Linked DNA regions of Homo sapiens: region 2 is linked to region 1. Evidence: read pairs that join two places in POLR2A ChIA-PET (ENCODE). Cell type or tissue: PC-9. All regions are shown on one strand. Each heading gives the region's core, and the rest is flanking DNA. Links, peaks and the distances in the headings are about the cores only.

Region 1 (8,992 bases), core at 268-5,267:
CTTGAGGATGATCTTCTCATGGAGTATCTTACTGGGGTTCTTTGCATTTCCTGAATTTGAATTTTGGCCTGTCTAGCCAGGTTGGGGAAGTTCTCATGGATGACATCTTGAAATATGTTTTCCAAATTGGTTCCATTCTCCCTTCTCTTTTAGCTACCCCAATCAGTTGTAGATTTGGTCTTTTTACTTAATCCCATATTTTTCAGAGGTTTTGTTCCTTCATTTTTCTTCTTTTTTCTTTGTTCTTGTCTGCCTGTCTTATTTCAGAAAGACAGTCCTGAAGTTCTGAGATTCTTTCCTCTACTTAGTTTATTCTGCCATTAATACTTGTAATTGCATTATGAAATTCTTGTAGTGTGTTTTTCAGTTCTATCAGGTTGGTTATGTTCTTCTTTATACTGGCTATTTTATCTGTCAGCCCCTGCAATGCTTTATCATGGTTTTTGGCTTGCATTGGGTTACAATGTGCTCCTTTAGCTCACTGAAGTTTATTTTCATCCACATTCTGAATTCTACTTCTGTTATTTCAGCTATCTCAGCCTCAGCCCAGTTCCAAACCCTTGCTGGAGAGATGATGTGGTCATTTGGAGGAAAGTGGGCACTCTGGCTCTTTGAGTTTTTAGTGTTCCTGTGCTGATTCTTTCTCATCTTTGTGGGCTTATCTACCTTCAATCTTGAGGTTGTTGGATGAGGATTTTTTTTTTCCCTTTTAGAAGTATGGCCGCTTTTCCACGGGGCTGCTGTGGTTTGCTGGGGATCTGCTCTAGTTACCTCAGTTTTTCCAGTACCTGGAGGTATCACCAGTGATGGCTGTGAAACAGCAAAGATGGCAGCCTACTCCTTCCTCTGGGGGCTCTGTCCCAGCGGGGGTACAGACATGTTGCTGGCCTGAACACACCTGTAGGAGGCAGATGGAGACCCCAATTTGGAGGTCTTACCCAGTCAGGAGGAATGGGATTGGGGACTCACTTAAATAAGCAGTCTAGCCACTCTTTGGTAGAGCAAGTGTGCTGGGGCACCACTTCCACCCCTGGCTGGCTTGGGATCTTCCAAGGCCACAGACTGGAACATCTAAGTTGTGAAAACAGCAAAGATGGTGGCCCACCCCTCCCTCTTGGGACTCTGTCCCAGGGAGAAATCAAATCCCTGGCCAGAAAACATGGGCAAGGGTGGCTGGAGACCTTGGTTGGGAGGTCCCATCCAGTGAGGAGGAATGGATCAGGGGCCTGCTTAAAGAGGCAGTCTGGCTGTTTTGGTAGTGCAGCTGTGCTGTGCGGGGGGATCCCTTCTGACCCATCAGTTTAGTTCATATATATATATATATGAGTGTTTGGTTGCCCAATGCCTGAGTCTGTATATATATATTTATATATCTTCACTATTATTAGTAGGGTCCTAGGAGGAAGAAGAGAGAAATGTATTTGGTCACTTGTCATTTTTAACTTGAAGGCAGACATTGTGTTTTTTAATGCAGCTCACAGAATGGGACATACTTTTATTTCATAGACTAATTTTCTGATTATCTCTGTGAATAAATTGCCTTCTACTAATAGCTAAGAACAACCAGTTAATCTAATTGATATTGAGGGATTTTAAAAAACCTCAGTTTCTCTATAAAACATAAATAATACTATGTGCAGTATAGAGCTTGACACTTAAATTTTGTTAGTCTTATTTTGATATTAATGTAAAACTAGGACTGCAATTTATAATGGGCTTCATGCTGTGAGGTTGACAGTGTATTTTAGAAGTTGAAAAAAAAAGATGAGTTTGATGAGTGGTGAGCCTGTCATTTTTGTGGCTGAAGCAACTCTATAATGTACTTTAAAAAAATCATTAGAAACATCTTTCCTTACCAAATACAATTCTCTTATAAATATTTATAGCTCTCCATTACCCAGGCTTTTTATTACAGAGGCCCTCATTTACCCTGGTACAGAGCTCTATCTAGTTTTCTTGGTTAATAAAGGGCACACATTTTTCTTTTGAAACAAGAAAGAAACCAAATTGAAAAAAGCCCAAAATATCTACTGTTAGAGTTACTTTCACATTAAAAAATTTTCGTCTTTTTTTCTAAAACACACCATCAACCACTAAGCAGTAATTCATGTTTATTGTTTGAAAAAATTGAAAAACACACACATAACCAGGAATACAAGTAATAAACCGAAACAACCCACAGTTTTGCCACTTCCACTAGGTACATATCCCTTTAGATTTCTTTTTTGCCCCTATGTGTTAATTTTGTCATTTAATGACTTATTATGATCATCTTTCCTTATTAAGATACATAAGCCTAAATAATCAATTTTAATGTCAGCACAGTCGTCCAGTTTATAAATACAATAATATATTTAACCAACTTCCTACTGATAGACATTTAGGTTATTACAAAAGTTTCATTGTAATAAACAATGCTGTGATGAATATACATGTGTATATATACAGACATATACATATACACAGGTATGTATACACACACATACTAGTTCATTGACTATTTTTGAATGATAGATCCTTTGAAGTAGAATTTGTAGGTTGCAGGATATTGACATTTCATGTTGTCAACTTAACCTCCCGAAGGGTGGAAATATTTCTGCAACCACAAACATGTACTCCCATGAATCCCCAGTTCGCCACACCCTCTCTGGCACTGATAAATCATTCTTTTAATATTTTCCAATGACGAGTTTTCCATTTCCACCTCCAAATGTACTCCCCACCCTTCCCCACCCTGCCCTTTGGAGCATTTGTGGGCTCTGTGACCTCTGGCTTCCTTACGGGTCAGCCAATGGAGCCATTGGTGGGACAAGCACACATGGAAGCAGAGTGAGGTCAAAGCAATTATTCCTTTGCCTCCTTTCTGCCAGGTTGTTGGTGGGTGGGCTGTATCCTTCTACCAAAGGCTATAGCTTCTATCTGGTGGTCTCTACTCATTCTAGATTCCAGCAACTTCTCCCATCCTTTTCCATTCTGACCTAGGGTGGGAAATGGATCTCTGCTGGGCTGTTGCTAGCCCTGGGGTGCTTCATCACCTTTGGCTGATTTTCCCTTAGCCTTGTCCACACTTTTGTAAAATGTACTCTTATTAAACTCCTCCAGTCACCCTGCTTGAGTGTGCCATCTGTTTTTTGCCAGGACCTTGAGTAATAGTTGTGAAAAACATCTCATTTTTATGGTAACACTTTGCCTCATGTATTATAATTTCTCTGGCCCCCTTTTAAAATTTAATCTTGTTTTTGGCATTGTTGCAGTTCAGTGTTAAATAGTTTTCTGCAGTCAGATTTATTGGCCTTTTTCAGGTTATATCATCTTTGGACAGTTTTCCATGCCTTGATTATGGGTAATTTCCCTTCTGTATGCTTCTAATTACATTTTAATATTTATATTTTTAATTCATTTGAATTTTATTCTGAAAGAAAGTATGAATTAGGGATAAAATTTTCTTTTTCTATTTGACCACAGATTTTTCTCCAGTTTCCTGGCAACATTTACTGAATACCTACCATTTGTCCACTGACTCAAAGTCCCTCCCTATGACCATTAACCACTTATTTATTCTGTTGTGTTTCTTTTATTTTCTGGCTCCCTTGTCAAGCCCTTTTCATTTTTGTAACTTACTTACTTACTTACTGAGACAGGGTCTTGCTCTGTCACCCAGGCTGGAGTGCAGTAGCGGCATCTCAGCTCACTGCAGCATCAGCCTCCCAGCCTCAAGCAATCCTCCCATCTCAGCCTCCCAAGTAGCTGGCACCACAGGTGTGTGCCACCAGACCTGGCTAATTTTTTTGCATGTTTTGCAGAGATGGGGTCTCGCCATGTTGCCCAGGCTGGTCTCAAACTCCTGGGCTCAAGTGATCCACCCACCTTGGCCTCCCAAAGTGCTGGGATTACAGGCATGATCCACCACATTCAGCCTATTACTTTAAAATGTATTTAAAAACCTGGCAGAATAAGTTTCTGTTATCATTCTTCTTTTTCAGAAAATTTCTGGGTATTCAATTTTCATGTTTTTTATTCTTCTAATCAAACTGGGAATTATTTTTTTTGAGTTGTCTCTCCTCCCAAATTTTCTTACAATTTTATTTGGTATTCTATTAATATTCACATATTATTTTGCAGAGAATTAATATTTTTTCAATTTTGAGTCTTCCAATCCAGAAATATGGTCAATGTACATTTACTTAAGTCTTTTAATGTCTCAGCAAAATTTCTTTACACATATCTTGTACAATTCTTCTTTATGATTAAAAATAAATGGTCATTACTGTTGTGGAATTTTTATTCTTGTTATAACAAGATGAAGTGAGAGAAAGAATTATTCCTATTCACCTTTTGAAAAATCACTAGCAGGTTTAAACTCATAAGCCACTTTGCAAAGCATTTCAGTATTTTTTCTAACATTTATACTCCCAGTAACTGAACCGGCAATTTCATATTAATTTGTAGTTACATAGACTAATTGTTAGTTCACAAATGTATAATAGATTTCCACTTCTAAGATCATCTAGTATCTTAAAGATTTAACACTTTAAATCTTACCAAACATTTGTGGCATACCACAGGAACTGAAGAGGATAGAAATTCAAATATACAAATTATTTATATATAAAAATAAAAACTCCAAATACATACATTTTCAGCTGAGCAACTCCAATGCTAAAAAAAATGCATCAGTTTGAATAGCGCTATTTTCCAAAGCTCTTGCTAAAATGTGAACAACTTTTACTGCAATAAGATGAATACTAAATATTAGCTTGAGAGAATTTAAGCACACTTAACATGTAACTTTTTTTTTTTTGAGACAGAAACTTGCCCTGTCCCCCTTGCTGGAGTGCAGCAGTGTGATCTCGGCTTACTGCAATCTCCACCTCCCAGGTTCAAGTGATTCTCCTGCCTCAGCCTCCTGAGTAGCTAGGATTACAGGCATGTGCCACCACGCCCAGCTAATTTTTGTATTTTTAGTAGAGACAGAGTTTCCCTATGTTGGCCAGGTTGGTCTCGAACTCCTGTGATCACTCAGGTGATCCCGCAGCCTCGGCCTCTCAGTGTGTTGGGATTTCAGGCGTGAGCCACTGCGGCCGGCCAATATGTAATTTTTTAAAAGTTACCTTTAATTCAGTTTCAAAATGAGTTTAGCATTGTTTTAGAAAATTATGAATGTTAAAAGCTCTTTATAGATATACCAAACTAAATTTCTAAGTAGTGTTAAGTTTTTTTGTGGTGAATCTAAATTTGATATGCATTGTTTTGAATTTTTGAATTTAGTTAATAAACTTTTCATTGCTAATGTTTCAATTATTTGTAGGATGTAACATATGTATTGTCTGTATTTAGCAAACTGATAAACTGAGATATGGGAAGATTAAGTGGCTTATAATATTATGTTTGGTCATTGCCTTATTTTAGGTTTTCTACACCTTTGACTTTTACAATCGCAGGAGTCTTTTTGCCAGTCTGTCATCTCTCCAGATTATTGATCTTGGCCCTTTGTGCAGTGACTTCTTTAAGGATAAGTTAGAGCATATACTTCTTGCTCAAAGGACTCAAAGGAAAATGAGAACCTCTCAAGCTTCTTCCGTTTCCGGAGTGATCTTATAATGTCTACATTTGTATTCAGATTCCTTATGTATGTCTGTCCCTTTTGTAATTTGAGGCCTTAGTCAAACCTGTCTCTTCCTCTCCTGTTTACCTATTCTGCCCACATTGTTCTATCCTCCTCTTCACCTCTTGACAGCCTACCCAAACTGAAAGTGGAGGCACATACACTAACTCTTTCATTATGTTTTTGTTGATTTTTTCTCACCTGAAACAAACACTTCGGTTTTTCATGGCATTTTCTTTGTGCCTCTCGTATATATTTAACAATTTTTTGTTAAATTTTTAGTGCACAGATTTTAAGAATCCTTCTAATAGACACCTGAATGGCAGGTAGAATCTCTTGTTTATCTTTCTATGCCTCATGGTGCCTAACATAGTTCAATTTTTACAAATAGAAGTTTGTAGAACTCACTGGTGTTTTGTAATGCTAAGATTCACTGTATAATGTTGACATTAGCCACAGTATTCTTCCAGTGATGGAATGGTTTAGTTATTATAATTAGAGAGGAGCATTTTACCACTCTAAATATAGTGAAGATATTCATCATAAATATTTCTGTGGATGGTTGTAATGGGAAATCATCAATTGTTTAATTTGAGTAATTTTTACTTTTGCATTATTTCCTAAAAGCAAACTTCATGTAATCATTTTTGTAGTGGATTATTGTGGCTATCATTTCAGAGGATTGGCATTGGCTCCAGCTCTTGTTATCACTAGGGGGAATAATTTTACGAGAGACTTTCCAGTAGGTGGAAAATAATTTGGCTGGTTAATAAAATGTTTCTCTATTGTTAGAAGAAGGCAATTCTACAATATAAGATATGGCTTAGCACTTTTCACATTAAACTAGCACTAAATGAGGAAGTATTTCTAGAAGGATTTTGAACATGAATCTTATCTACTTTTAGCTGGGTGCACTTGAGTGCAAACATCTGGACAGTGAGTGCTTAACTGCTAGACATGGCCTCATTTATTTTGATTTAGTACGAGGGAACATGATAAAAAATCTGCAATGGATCAATGGTAAGGGAAAATTTCAGCTTCTTTAGGGGTTAGTGAATATAGATGAAATTTTTGCCTATTTTTCAATAAAATTTGGCTTGAACTTCTACCTGATCTCCAAATGATTCAGGCAGAAAAATGGCAAAATTTAAAACTCAGATAGCAATGGATCATTATCAATATCATATGCATTCCAAAGGCATAAAGCATTCATTTTATAAATTTATGTTTTCCTTACAAATTTAAATTGTATGTAATTGTTTTGAATTGGTTCAATGACAACAAAATGAATTAAGCCTGCTTTTTCATGTCATTGAATGAAGGAGTACCTAGCTTGTGTGCTGTCAAAATATCTCTTTTCTTTTCTTTTTTTTTCTCTTCTCTTCTCTTCAAGATGGAGTTTCGCTCTTGTTGCCCAAGCTGGAGTGCCGTGGTGCAGTCTTGGCTCACTGCAACCTCTGCTTCCTGGGTTCAAGCAATTCTCCTGCCTCAGCCTCCAGAGTAGCTGGGATTACAGGTGCGTGCCACCATGCCTGGCTAATTTTTTTGTATTTTTAGTAGAAACAGGGTTTCACCATGTTGGCCAGGCTGGCCTCAAACTCCTGACCTCAGGTGATCTGCCCACCTCAGCCTCCCAAAGTGCTGGGATTACAGGCGTGAGCCACTGCGCCCAGCCAAAAATATCACTTTTCTAGACAAGGCAGAATAATGTGGAAAATATATATGTGTTGAAAATCAGACCTGAGTTTCAAGTCTTCCTCTGCCCCTTAATAACTGGGAGACCTTGACAAAGTTCCTTCACCTAAGGCTCAGTTTCTTCTCCTGTAAAAATCAGGATAATTTCTGCTTCATATAGTTGTTCTGTGAATAAAAAAATGCTATTTATAGAAAATGCTTACTATTGCCTGGTACATAGTGGGAGTTCAAAAAATGGTGGCTATTTTAGTAGCTAAAGTACTCATATAATTATTAGAACTTTAAAAATCAATAACATGTTTAGTAGGAAACTTAATGAGCGAGGAATAGCTGAAAAAAGCAAGAAAGTAGATACATTTTATATTTTGGCCTAAATGGAGATATTAAAGAAAAGAGAAAGTTTCCTTTGAGAGAAAAAATGAAAAGCAAGGCATTTCTTAGTGGATGGAGGATTTCTGTGCAAGGAGCAGTCCTTGCATCCACCTTTTGGGTGGTGCTGGATTTACCATCTTCATGGTTCCACAGCAAGTGATTTTACCCATCAACCTTGTGTATGTGATGTCATTTACCACTTCCTAGTTTAAACAAATAGTTTTCCAGCAGGACAATATGCACATTGCTCTATTGTACTAAATTTGTTTCACATTCCAAATTGGCAGGAATTTCTCCATGTGCTTGGGTATAATAGCATTTCTTGATATGATAATTATCATCTAGTTGTCTATATTTATGTATCTACCTAACTACAAGAGAAAATTTGCAGCAGAATATCTGTCTTTTCATTTTTGCTTTTTACTCTTATCATACTATAAAACACTTTCATAATAGTTTAAATAATTTCCTGGGGGAGTTAATTTGGCTAAGTCATCGTTCTTTTTTTGGTGCTTCAGTTTCTCTTTGACTCTCATGGAATGTTTGCTTTTGCCCTTTGGGTGTTTAAAGACCACATTTTGTAGCCCCAGTGTTCTTTCTAATTATAGAAGTGACATAAGAAAAACGGAAAGTAAGTAAGAAGTGGAGAACAGAGTCATTAAGGGAGAGTCTAGATCAGAGAGATGTCAAAGAGTTTCGTTGGGTATTTAAGGAAATTAATGAATAACTCATCTGGGACTTAGAGATAGTGACTTAAGTCGTAATTAATCCATTGATATAGCACAAAATAAAAAAAATACTGTATTTAGAAAAAAATAGTATGGTAGAAATACTGGGCATAATTCTTATAAATATAGACTTCACCTTAGTATTCTTGAGAGAAGTCAGACAAGGGGAAGAGTACTCTATGAAAATTAAAAAAAAATTCCATGGAAGTGTTAAAATGTGAAGAAGAAAATTTAATGATTAATATAGTAGAGGGAAGGGATCCATTCCAAGATGGCCGAATAGGAACAGCTCCAGTCTGCAGCTCCCAGCGTGATTGATGCAGAAGATGGGTCCAACCAGTTTGGACAGTGTGTACAGCCCATGGAGCATGAGCCGAAGCAGGGTGGGGTGTCGTCTCACCCAGGAAGTGCAAGGGGTTGGGGGATTTCCCTTTCCTAGCCAAGGGAAGCCAGGACAGGCTGTACCTGGAAAAACGGGACACTCCTGCCTGAATAATGCACTTTTCCCAAGGTCTTAGCAACTGGCAGACAAGGAGATTCTCCCTTATGCCTGGCTTGGCAGGTCCCACGCCCATGGAGCCTTGCTCACTGC
Region 2 (9,950 bases), core at 1,981-6,980, 59 kb after region 1:
GGCAAAATAAAACTGTCTATTTTAATATAAAATTCTCATGTTAGAATTATAATCTAGTAAGACTACTGTCACACTGTTCATCCTGGATGCCTTGATTGGACTTGAGAGTATTTTCAAATCCCTGCAGCCCACATTTTTCTTGAATTAATTTCTACATTTAGCTAATCTCATCCATTATGTATTAACTCTTATTAGCTTCATTCTTAGAAAATGGCAACATTATTTATAGGTTTTGAGGGCTCAGAACTTTCTAATGTTAGCATAGTTTGGGGGCACTTGGTTCACTGCTACACTCCCTGTAAATACTACTTGATAATTGTCCCTTAAGCTGTGCCTTTTAGACCATTAGTCCCATGTATTGTGTGTCATAAATTCATATTAGTGGGTTCTCACTGGCAGCTTGAAAAATGAAATAGAAAATATTGGAATGCATGGCACATTGTGAGGTAAATATTATTTTATATGTATCCTCTGTGTTAGGTTGTAAAATGTTTTTTGAGTGTGGATTGTGGTTCAAATAATTTGTTAACCACTCCCTAGAACATAGAGCTTTACCCTCTGTCTTAAAGAACAAGATATTCTTTGTGTATGAAGGTGTTAGACATTTATTTGCCTAAAACCTTGGCCATGTTATTTAGAGGAGAGTATATACTCTACATCAGAGACCTGCAGAAATGTCTCATACCAGGGAGTGTGTGACAAGAGCAAAGGTTAAAAAATAGGTACAAGGCATATAAAGCACAATGTGGCATGAGAAATCTGCTGGGAGAAGAGATAATAGAACACGTGGACCCTGGCTGGTCACTGCTTCTCTGTTGCTCAAGGCTGTCTTTTGTACCTGGAGCTTGGGTTCCTGACTGTTAAAGCTGAGCTGTGCTGAATGTACCAAATTCCAGTGAATACAGGTCCACAGTGACCCTTGCTCAGAGTCAACCAGTCAGAACAAACTAAGACATTTTCACATGAAATTCTAATTTTCTTAAGAAATTGCTTTCATAAGCATAAAAATGCAGCATATATTTGGGTACTCCAAGATACTAAGTGTTTGGAAGACTCTTAGAGGTACAAATACATTTTAATTTCTTTTTTTCTGAGGTCCAGTTTATTTCCTGTGGCTAATGTGTCTGTGGATGGGAGGTGCTGAGTATTTGAAAATGTCAGACTGCATTATTCATCCTTAAGTTTACCCATCCAGTTGTCTGTCCATCTCTCTGTCTATCCATCCACTCCTTGTTGAGCACCTATGTGCTCTGTGCAAGCAGTTTGCCCTCACATTATGTATGTGTTAGGAAATCTCGGGTTGGAAGGGCATTAAAAAGTTATTTGATATCATTCTTATTAGATGTATGCATCTTCTCTGTAGATCTCCTGGCAGGTGATAATTCAGTTTTTTGCAATCATAGGAATACACCCCCTCTAAGAAAGTTCTTCCTTGTGTTAAACTAAAACCTGCTTTCCTCTAGCTCCTCTCAGAAGACTCTTATCTTAGCCCCCCAGCCAAAGATACTGAAGAGGCACCCATTGCCTACTTGCCCACTCTAGTTTCCTAGCCAGTTCTTCAATTGGCTGGTTTCTGAGCCAATCCTAAACTAACTTGATGGCACCTTAGGATTTGCATTCCCATCAGATCACAGAATCAAGACCATATCTGACATATCTGATGTGTGGTAGGTCTAAGGTGTGCCCTCATTCCAAACTATACCATTTAAACCCACACTCTGGGTGCATAATCCTTGTACCTTTGCTTTCTCTGGTTTTGGGTGGTTACTCCAGGATCCCTCTTGGATTGATATCCATTCTGAATCTCATCTTAACTGGGGTCTTGAAAGCCTTCTAGCCTTATGCTGATCTGCTCTCTCCAGACATTGGATCGATAGGATCTTATTCAACCTGAATGGTCTTCCCCCGGCACTACAATGCCCAGCAGATGAAACCCTTGGGAACTGATGTCATCTGAAAATGAACCTGAGCTTACTTCCTTGAGGCGAGTTCTAATGCCAAATGAGCTCTACAACTTTGGCACTTTCTTCTCTGTCGGGTCTTATCTTTAAGGTTCCAACCTGCTTCTCAGTGAAACGTTTCAAGTTATGGATATCAGTATTAATTCTGCATATTGGTTATAATTATAACCCATGGGACCATGCATATGATAGCTTTTAATATATTTGAATATGGTTACTGTTTCAACTATTTCTTGCTGCATAACAAACCACCTCAACACTCAGTGGCTTAACACAACAACTATATCTTATTTGCTAGTGATTTTGCAAAAGCCCAGTGGGGAAAGCTCATTTTTACTTCATATGGCATCAGGCGGGGTGGCTTGAGGAGTTAAGGCTCTACTGCAAGTGGCTCATTTACATGGGCTGGCAAGTCTATGCTACCTATTGGCAGGGAACTCAGCCTCACTTGCTGGCTGGGTGCCTTAATTCTGCCACATGTAGACCTATCCTTGTAGCTGCTTGGGCTTCCTTCTAGCATGGTGGAAGAAAAAGCAAGTGAAAGTTGTCAGTCTTCTTAAAGACTGGACCTGGTACTATTACAGTATCACTTTCTCTTCATTCTTTTGGTCAAAGTGGTCACAGATTCAGCCCAGATTCTAGGGCTGGACAAATAATTCCACTTCCTAATGGAGGGAAGTGACAAAGATTTTCAGCCATCTATAATTCACTGCAGTTACCATAGGCACATTTTGTGCTGTCCACCTTGATTCACCCCTCATTCCCCCTTCTTCAGTCTTTTTTATTGCCTAGGCTAAAAATTCCTTGTTACTTTCCCACTACTTATGTGACAACAATTCAAGTCTTATCAATATATAAACATCATTTACTTTCTAAACAATAATTATAGTCATGGCAGGAATTGAGACAGGTGCTAGTGATACTTAGATGACTAAAATATGGATCCTGTCCTTAAGGAACTCATAGATTAAAAACATAACATTTTTTTCCCTCTGATATAATTCTAATCTTCCCCCCGCCAATAAGCATCTCACCAAAAACTTCATGACATATTTTTAAATGTAAGCTTATTATGGAGAATAAAACATGATTTCCATCTTCTTCCTGTTAAAGCTTATGTGTTTTTCGATGCAACCCAAGGTCAAGTTAACTTCTTTAAGAGTTATATTTCACTGTTGGTTGACACTGAGCTTATTGATGATTATGACCCTAAGGCTGACTTTTCTAATGTCCTGCTGGTATGGCATGGTTCCTCTATCTTGTACTTGGAAAGCTAAATTTTAGATTCAATTTGTCTATTTAATAGTTGTCCTTGTAAAGTTTTACCCTATTATGCCTAAATTACTGCTATAGCCTATCAAGATGATTTAGATCCTAATCTGTCATCCAACATACCAATGTTTAGCCAACACAAAGCAATGGCTGTGCCCTTAGGTGTTCAGACAAGTAATTGATAAAAGGCTTAAACAGGCTAGGTGCAGAACCCTGTGACCTGCCACTAGAAATCTTCTAGGATGACAGGGGATTCTTGACTCAATTCTTTCATTGTCCCTGCACCCAGGCCATAACATTTCATTAGATCCAACAGCATATCATTACAAATGTCTTCAAATATCCTGCTGAGATTCAGATACTTTGCATCTACTCATTTCGTAGATATTGTGTTCCAGGAGCCTGGTTGAAGAAGGAAAAACTGTCAAACAAATGTAACATTTTCTTAATGAAAATATACTGTGCCCCAATCAGTACTACTTTATTTTTTAGGTTCTTACTGACTTAAAAAAAATGGTGCAAATCACACCCATTTGAAGAATACAACTTTGATGAGTTTTGACAGAATTATGTGTATATCCTTGAAACCACACTGCACCACAAACACAGAACATTCTATCATCTTCCACGATTTTCTCCTCTTCTTTCCAGTTATTCCTTCCCTCCATCCCCATGCCCCAGCCAACCACTGATCTCCTTTCTGTCATTATAGGTTAGTTGCATTTTCTAGACTTTCATATAAGTGGAATTATGCACGCTGTACTTTTTTGTGTTTGGCTTCCTTTACTCAGTACAATGATTTTGAGATTCACCCGTGTTGTGGCTCTGTCAGTTGTATGTTCCTTTGTACTGCTGAGGGGTATACTGTTGTAGGGATATAACACATTTTGTTTATCCCTTTCCTGTTGGTGGACATTTGTTTCAGTTTTTTTTTGTTATAATGAATAAAGCTGCTATGAATATTCATGTACAAGTCTTGGTGTGGACATGTGTTTTTATTTCTCTTCAGTACCTGGACTACTTCTCCTTTTTTGTTTTTTTGTTTTCCCTTTTACCCAGACTTTTCCTGCCTCAAATTAACATCAGTTTCACCATTTTGCAGCTTCTAAAACCAAACTTACGTCCTATTTTGAAAACAGCAGCAAAAGTTATCCACCTCCAACCTTCTGGTTTCTTTTGATATTCCTCAAAATGTTTTCCATTTACAAGTTCCCTCAATTCTTAGTATATAATTCATCCATTTGGAGAATTTATTCTCTTTTAGCTAGCAAGTTTTGGGGTAAATATTATTGAGGATTTAAAATGTGTGTCAGACTAAGCACTTTATGTACATTATCTAATTTCATGCTTATAACAATCATAAAAGAGAGATACTATTTTTATTTTACTTTTTAACAGATGAAGAAACAGAAACATAGAGAGATGAAGCAACGTGCCTAAATTCTGACAGCTGAGGAACTAAGCTTTCAAGCTACGTGTTTCTTTCTGGAGTTGGAATCCAAACCATTTCACAATATAAGATTGACAGTGGTGATAAGAGAACTGGGCATACAATGTGATGAGTGTTTCTAAGAGAGAAAGATTACTCTGAGTAAGGAAAATGGTGAATTTCCTTGACAAGGAGGTGATAACAAAAGTGGATCTTGGAAACCGGGATGAATTGGATATGCTATAAAGTTCAAATGGAGAGGCACATGAGCAGAAGCCGGAACGGGTGAGGGGTAGGAACAGGTGAGCCATCTAGCTGCCTCAGTATAGAGATCTATGGATTAGTGGGAGGCTGGGAAAAAGCGGCCATGAGAGTAGGTGCCACCAGGGAGAGATTGTAGTCAGACCAAAACTGCGCTTTGAATGCCAGACTAGGGAGCTGACCCTGACTGTAATTGTGATGAATGGCATGAAATGCTTAGGCTGTGCTTTAAGATTAATATGATGTCTTTAAAAGGGGTAAGGCAGTCAAATTAGGAAAGCAAATTAGGAATCTGCTCCACTTAAAAAAAAATGGTAGCAGGAGTCTGAATCATAGTGGTGGCAATGGCAAAGTTTGGACAGAAGAGTCACTAACTCTGGTAAATATTAGACATTCAAATTATTTTTATATCATTTACTGTTTTTGGCTCATCTTGCAGCTGCTTCTCTACATTAATATAAATTAGCTTTAAGTACTTAATTGCGATTATGCCCATTGATATTTTTCTAAGGTACAAACAGAGCTTTCAAATTATGCCATTTGCATGTAAAAGGAATTAAAATGTAAATCAATTAAAATTATCCATTTATTTAACTCATTAAATATGCTGCTTATTATCCTTACTTGGGTAATATTGAGTTAGTATCTTTCAGGTGACATCTCTTTTTGTTGATGTTTAAAAGACTTCATAATGTTTTACAGTTACATAAGCATTTAACAAAAGTAGTTGACTTAATAAAGTTTAAGTATAAAATTGAAGAGCTTACAGAGCACTCACATATATTTTATTCATCGAGGTATAATTTAGATGCCGATCTTAATGCACAGATCTTAAATGCACAGCTTGATGAGTCTGACAAATATATGCATGAACATAACATCACCCCAACAAGATATAGAACACCCCAGAAAGTGCTCTTGTTCTCCCAGCAGTCTATCCCTGCCCCACTCCGATTTGTATCACCATAGATTGTTTTTGACTTCTAGAATTTCACATAAATTGAATGACACAATATGTACTGTTTTACATCTAGCTACTTTCACTGAACATAATGTTTTAGAGATTTGTCCGTGATTCTTGCATGGATCTATGGCTCTTGTCTTTTTATTGCTGAGTGGTGTTCTGGTGTATAAATATGCCACTGTTTAGCCGTTCTCCTGTGGATTTGGGTTGTTTCCAGTTGTGAGCCATGCTGTGTTGCTATGAATATTTTTGTGCAGGTCTTTTTGTTGACATATGGTTCCATTGTTTTAGACAAGTACCTAGGAAAGCAATGGCTAGATCACATGGCAGGTGTATGTTTAACTTTTAAAGAAAGTGCTAAACTGTTTTCCAAAGTGTTTATATTTTTCAATATATTTTAGAGAATGGTTATGGACTTCTTGTTTGTATATAGCCCACCATAAGAATTGATTAAGAATGCAATACTCATGTTAAGCTTTCAATGATATTTCCTGACAATGAGAACTTTGTGATGACAGGTGGCTTTCTTAGCCATCAATACCATTTCCTCTGTAACTATGCTGTAAATTAGGGGTGACCCCTGAGCCTCTGCTAGTAAGAACTTCAGTATCTGGAAGGTGAACATGAAACCCTCCAAGGTGTTTTTAAGTGTTGCCTGAAGGAAAAACATGCTGTAATGTCACATAAGTTAATAATTTTAAGGAGCCTATAGGCCTGATGGCGGAATTAAATGCTTAACAATAATTCAAAAATGGCTTACGGAAACTTAAAAATGTGAATCATTTAGTGAGGCTGAAATTATGCTCCTGACATATATGTGTGACACATGAGAGCAGTTACCTGGGAATTTATTACCAGCTTCTGAGCAAACAAAGCCTGACCTACATTTGACTAAAGTCAGCTGTCTCTGGTTAATCCTATGGGCTTCTTTTTATTAATGTCACAATTGCTAATGTGGTATAACATTGTCATTACTGAATAGCACAGCGGGATGAGCTGCAGCTGTTATTTCTCTTTCTGAACCTACTGAGTCATTAAATCTGAGTTTGGGGGAATACAAGTTGTAAAGATTATTCAAATTCTGATTGAGAAATAGGACTACTGGGAAATTGTAGGTACATAAAGTAAAACTTCTAATCAATCAAGATTCCTTTTTTTTGTGAGGCTTGAATGTTCGGAATTGTTCCTTACATTTAATTTGAAGTCTAATGTCAAGGAAATAGAAGGTGAACGTAAGAAAATAAAAGAACAATAATAATTAGATGTTAATCCTTTTTTTTCTGATGAAAAGTGATATATTATTACTGGGAAAGTATTAGAAAGATAATTTTCCTTCAAAAAATTATAAACATTTTATTTTAAGAATCCTAACATTAAGAAGGATATGCTTTTGTTCTAATCAGCCAGAGAATAGCCAGTTTCTCTATAATAAATCTAAGAGGAATTTTGTTGTATTTTTTTTGTAGCTATTATTTTCAAAAGTTTCTATGTTCTTTTAGAATTCTTACTTTGCCTTTGGTAACCATTAGTACTTTGTAAGGGGTATGATCTTACAGTTCCCAAACAGAGCCAAGGTACCTTGGGGCGCCTTAGAAATATTTGTTTTACAGGAAAGGACAGAGATATTCAATATTTGTTGGAAAACACGTAAAGTACTAGCCTAAGAGAGCTGACAGTTTCTTCAATAGATTACACTGCATTCCTTTCAACAGCGTCATCTATTTTTGAAGCTGGGTTCTTGACAGTTGTTGTGATAAGCAGCAATTACCACACCAAAAGCAATGTGCAAAGGGAAACAAGGGGGACTCCAAAATTTGAGAAGTTGTGCAGTGCCCAATAGATTCACACACTGCAATAGATAGTCGTAGTTATTAGGTTGGGGCAAAAGTAATTGCGGTTTTCGCCATTAAAAGTATGGCCAAATCGTAATTACTTTTGCACCAACCTAATATTTAAGGAAAAAATAAGAAATTTTTTCTTCTTTCAGCTTATGTGTGTAATTTTTTCAAATGGCTACTAAGATGTTAGGACAAAAAAACCCTCAGTAAGTTGTATGGACCTGACTACTTAATAAACAGAACAGTTGGGTATTTCTTTTGGACTGCGCCATTGTGAAAAGATTACAGAGGCAGTGAGGACTCTGTGAAGTCAGATATTTTAGAAACCTCTGGTATAATCTCTTAATGTGCTTTTGAAGTTATTTTTAATAAAGTTGAGAGCAACAGAGCTCAGCACTGGCATTTCTGAAACTCTTTTCTTCTAGATGGTATTTTGGAAGTCAGCCTTCTGCAGTGGTATTAGATGGTTGACTAAGCAAAAAATTTAAATTGAAAAAGCCTGTCTTTTGTATCATACCCCACAGATGTAGAAGTCTAGCTACTTGAACTGCCAGCCTTACCCCTTTACTTAAAGTGTGATCTGTGGACCAGCAGCTGATAAAGGCAGAGTCTCAGGCCCCACCCCAGACCTGTTGAGTCAGAACCTGCTTACAACAGACTACAGGTGATTCAGGTGTGCATTAAAGTTGGGGAAGCGCTGCCCTACCACTCATGTTTCATCCCACCTCAGCCTCCTTAGGTGGAATCCCTCATTCTCTTCGAATGCGTCTTTAAAAATGATTTTCCCTGTGACCTATTTGTTTCGGGTTTTACTATTTACCAGTTAAACTAGGCCTTCCTAATGAATAAATGCCTGATGGTAGTTGAAATGTGCTGTCATTTCCCAGGTAACCTAAGAATTTTGGAAGAAGCTTCATTTAAATCATTATCTAACCCATGGTTTAAAAAATATCTGACTGTAATGGTCTGAACGTTTGCGTCACTCCTTTTCCCAAGTCCGTAAGTTGAAGCTCACAGTGTAATGGATATTTGAAGATGGGTCCTTTGGAAAGGTAATTAGGGTTAGAAGAGGTCACGACGGTAGGACCATCATGATGTGTTGTACCCTTCTAAGAAGAGACACTAGAGAGACCTAAACCTGCCTGTCCCCAGGGAGAACCAAGACGAGGTCCCATGAGCACACAGGGAGATGGTGGCTGCCTACAAACCAAGAGAAGAAGGCTTCAGTGAAACTTTCCTTGCCAGCACCTTGATCTTGAACTTAGAACTGTGAACTGTGAGAAATAAATGTCTGCTTTTAAAGCCATCCAGTCAATGGTGTTTTGCTATGGCAGCCCGAGCTAAGACACTGACTATAACCACCTCCTGGCACTCTTGGGGGCCCTGCATATTCTGATCCAGTGGTTCTGTGGCTCAGAAATCTGTTTATACACAGTCCACCTAATGAGTATTATGATGAGACATTTTACTAACCCACTACTTCCCAAATTTAACCTGATTATTGGAACCACCTGAAGACTTGTTGTGAATTCCCAGGACCCTCCTGGGAGCATCTGATTCAGTGTGCTTGGGATGGGACCTTAGGAATCTGTGTTTTTAACAAGCATCCTAGATGATTCTGATAATGAGGTAATTTGGGGAAAATTTTTTAAACCCAAGTAATAAAATTATTGGAATTGTGAACACTTGTTGTATATGGGCAGGGAAATATTGTGGGCTTCTTGATTTATGGGATCCTCCTACTGAGGTGGCTCCAGGAAAAGCTATGAAGCTGGCAATGTTTATTTTTCAGGCCCTTCCAGCTTCCCTTGCAGTGTTCCTGCCTCTTTTCCAGGAGACCAGTGCTATTCTCAGCCCCCTGCATTCGGGTATGCTCTTGGATTCTGAAGCACTTGGAAGACATGTGACAAGAAAGCTCACACTAAAGGATGTATATATGATAGTTATAACAATGCAGTATTCTTTCCATGTATGCTTGCGGTTGAATACGGGGGCAATTCTTTTTTTATCTAATAAATGAAAGGCAGTATGGGTACAGGTATATGTGTGAGATAGTAATGAGAGATAATAATTTTAAGGCAAGAGAACTTTGTTCATGCTCCTCTTATCATCTTTCATAAGAGGTCATCTAATCTAACTAAGCACGAATAAGTTGGTTCCTAGTTTTTGCTGTTGGCTTCCAACGGTTCTGAAAACTCTCAGCAGAAGTGTCTAAGATTTTCTAA

Evidence for each region. ChIA-PET counts read pairs that join two places held together with the same protein. Peaks named below come from ENCODE experiments on the same cell type or tissue, not always from the same donor. Only the 100,000 strongest peaks of a DNase experiment are listed, where the experiment ranks them.
Region 2: POLR2A ChIA-PET joins it to region 1 with 5 read pairs; 1 of 35 experiments calls an interaction of 5 or more read pairs at or near these places.

What each region holds. Positions count from the first base shown.
Region 1 is chr3:23,036,199-23,045,190 of GRCh38, reverse strand. No RefSeq gene overlaps it. Among named protein-coding and RNA genes, the nearest start is that of UBE2E2-DT, 160 kb to the left of the region's middle. In PC-9, for the core only: no CTCF peak of the experiment used is centred there; a DNase peak (open chromatin) is centred at 2,620.
Region 2 is chr3:22,978,209-22,988,158 of GRCh38, reverse strand. No RefSeq gene overlaps it. Among named protein-coding and RNA genes, the nearest start is that of UBE2E2-DT, 220 kb to the left of the region's middle. In PC-9, for the core only: no CTCF peak of the experiment used is centred there; a DNase peak (open chromatin) is centred at 4,738.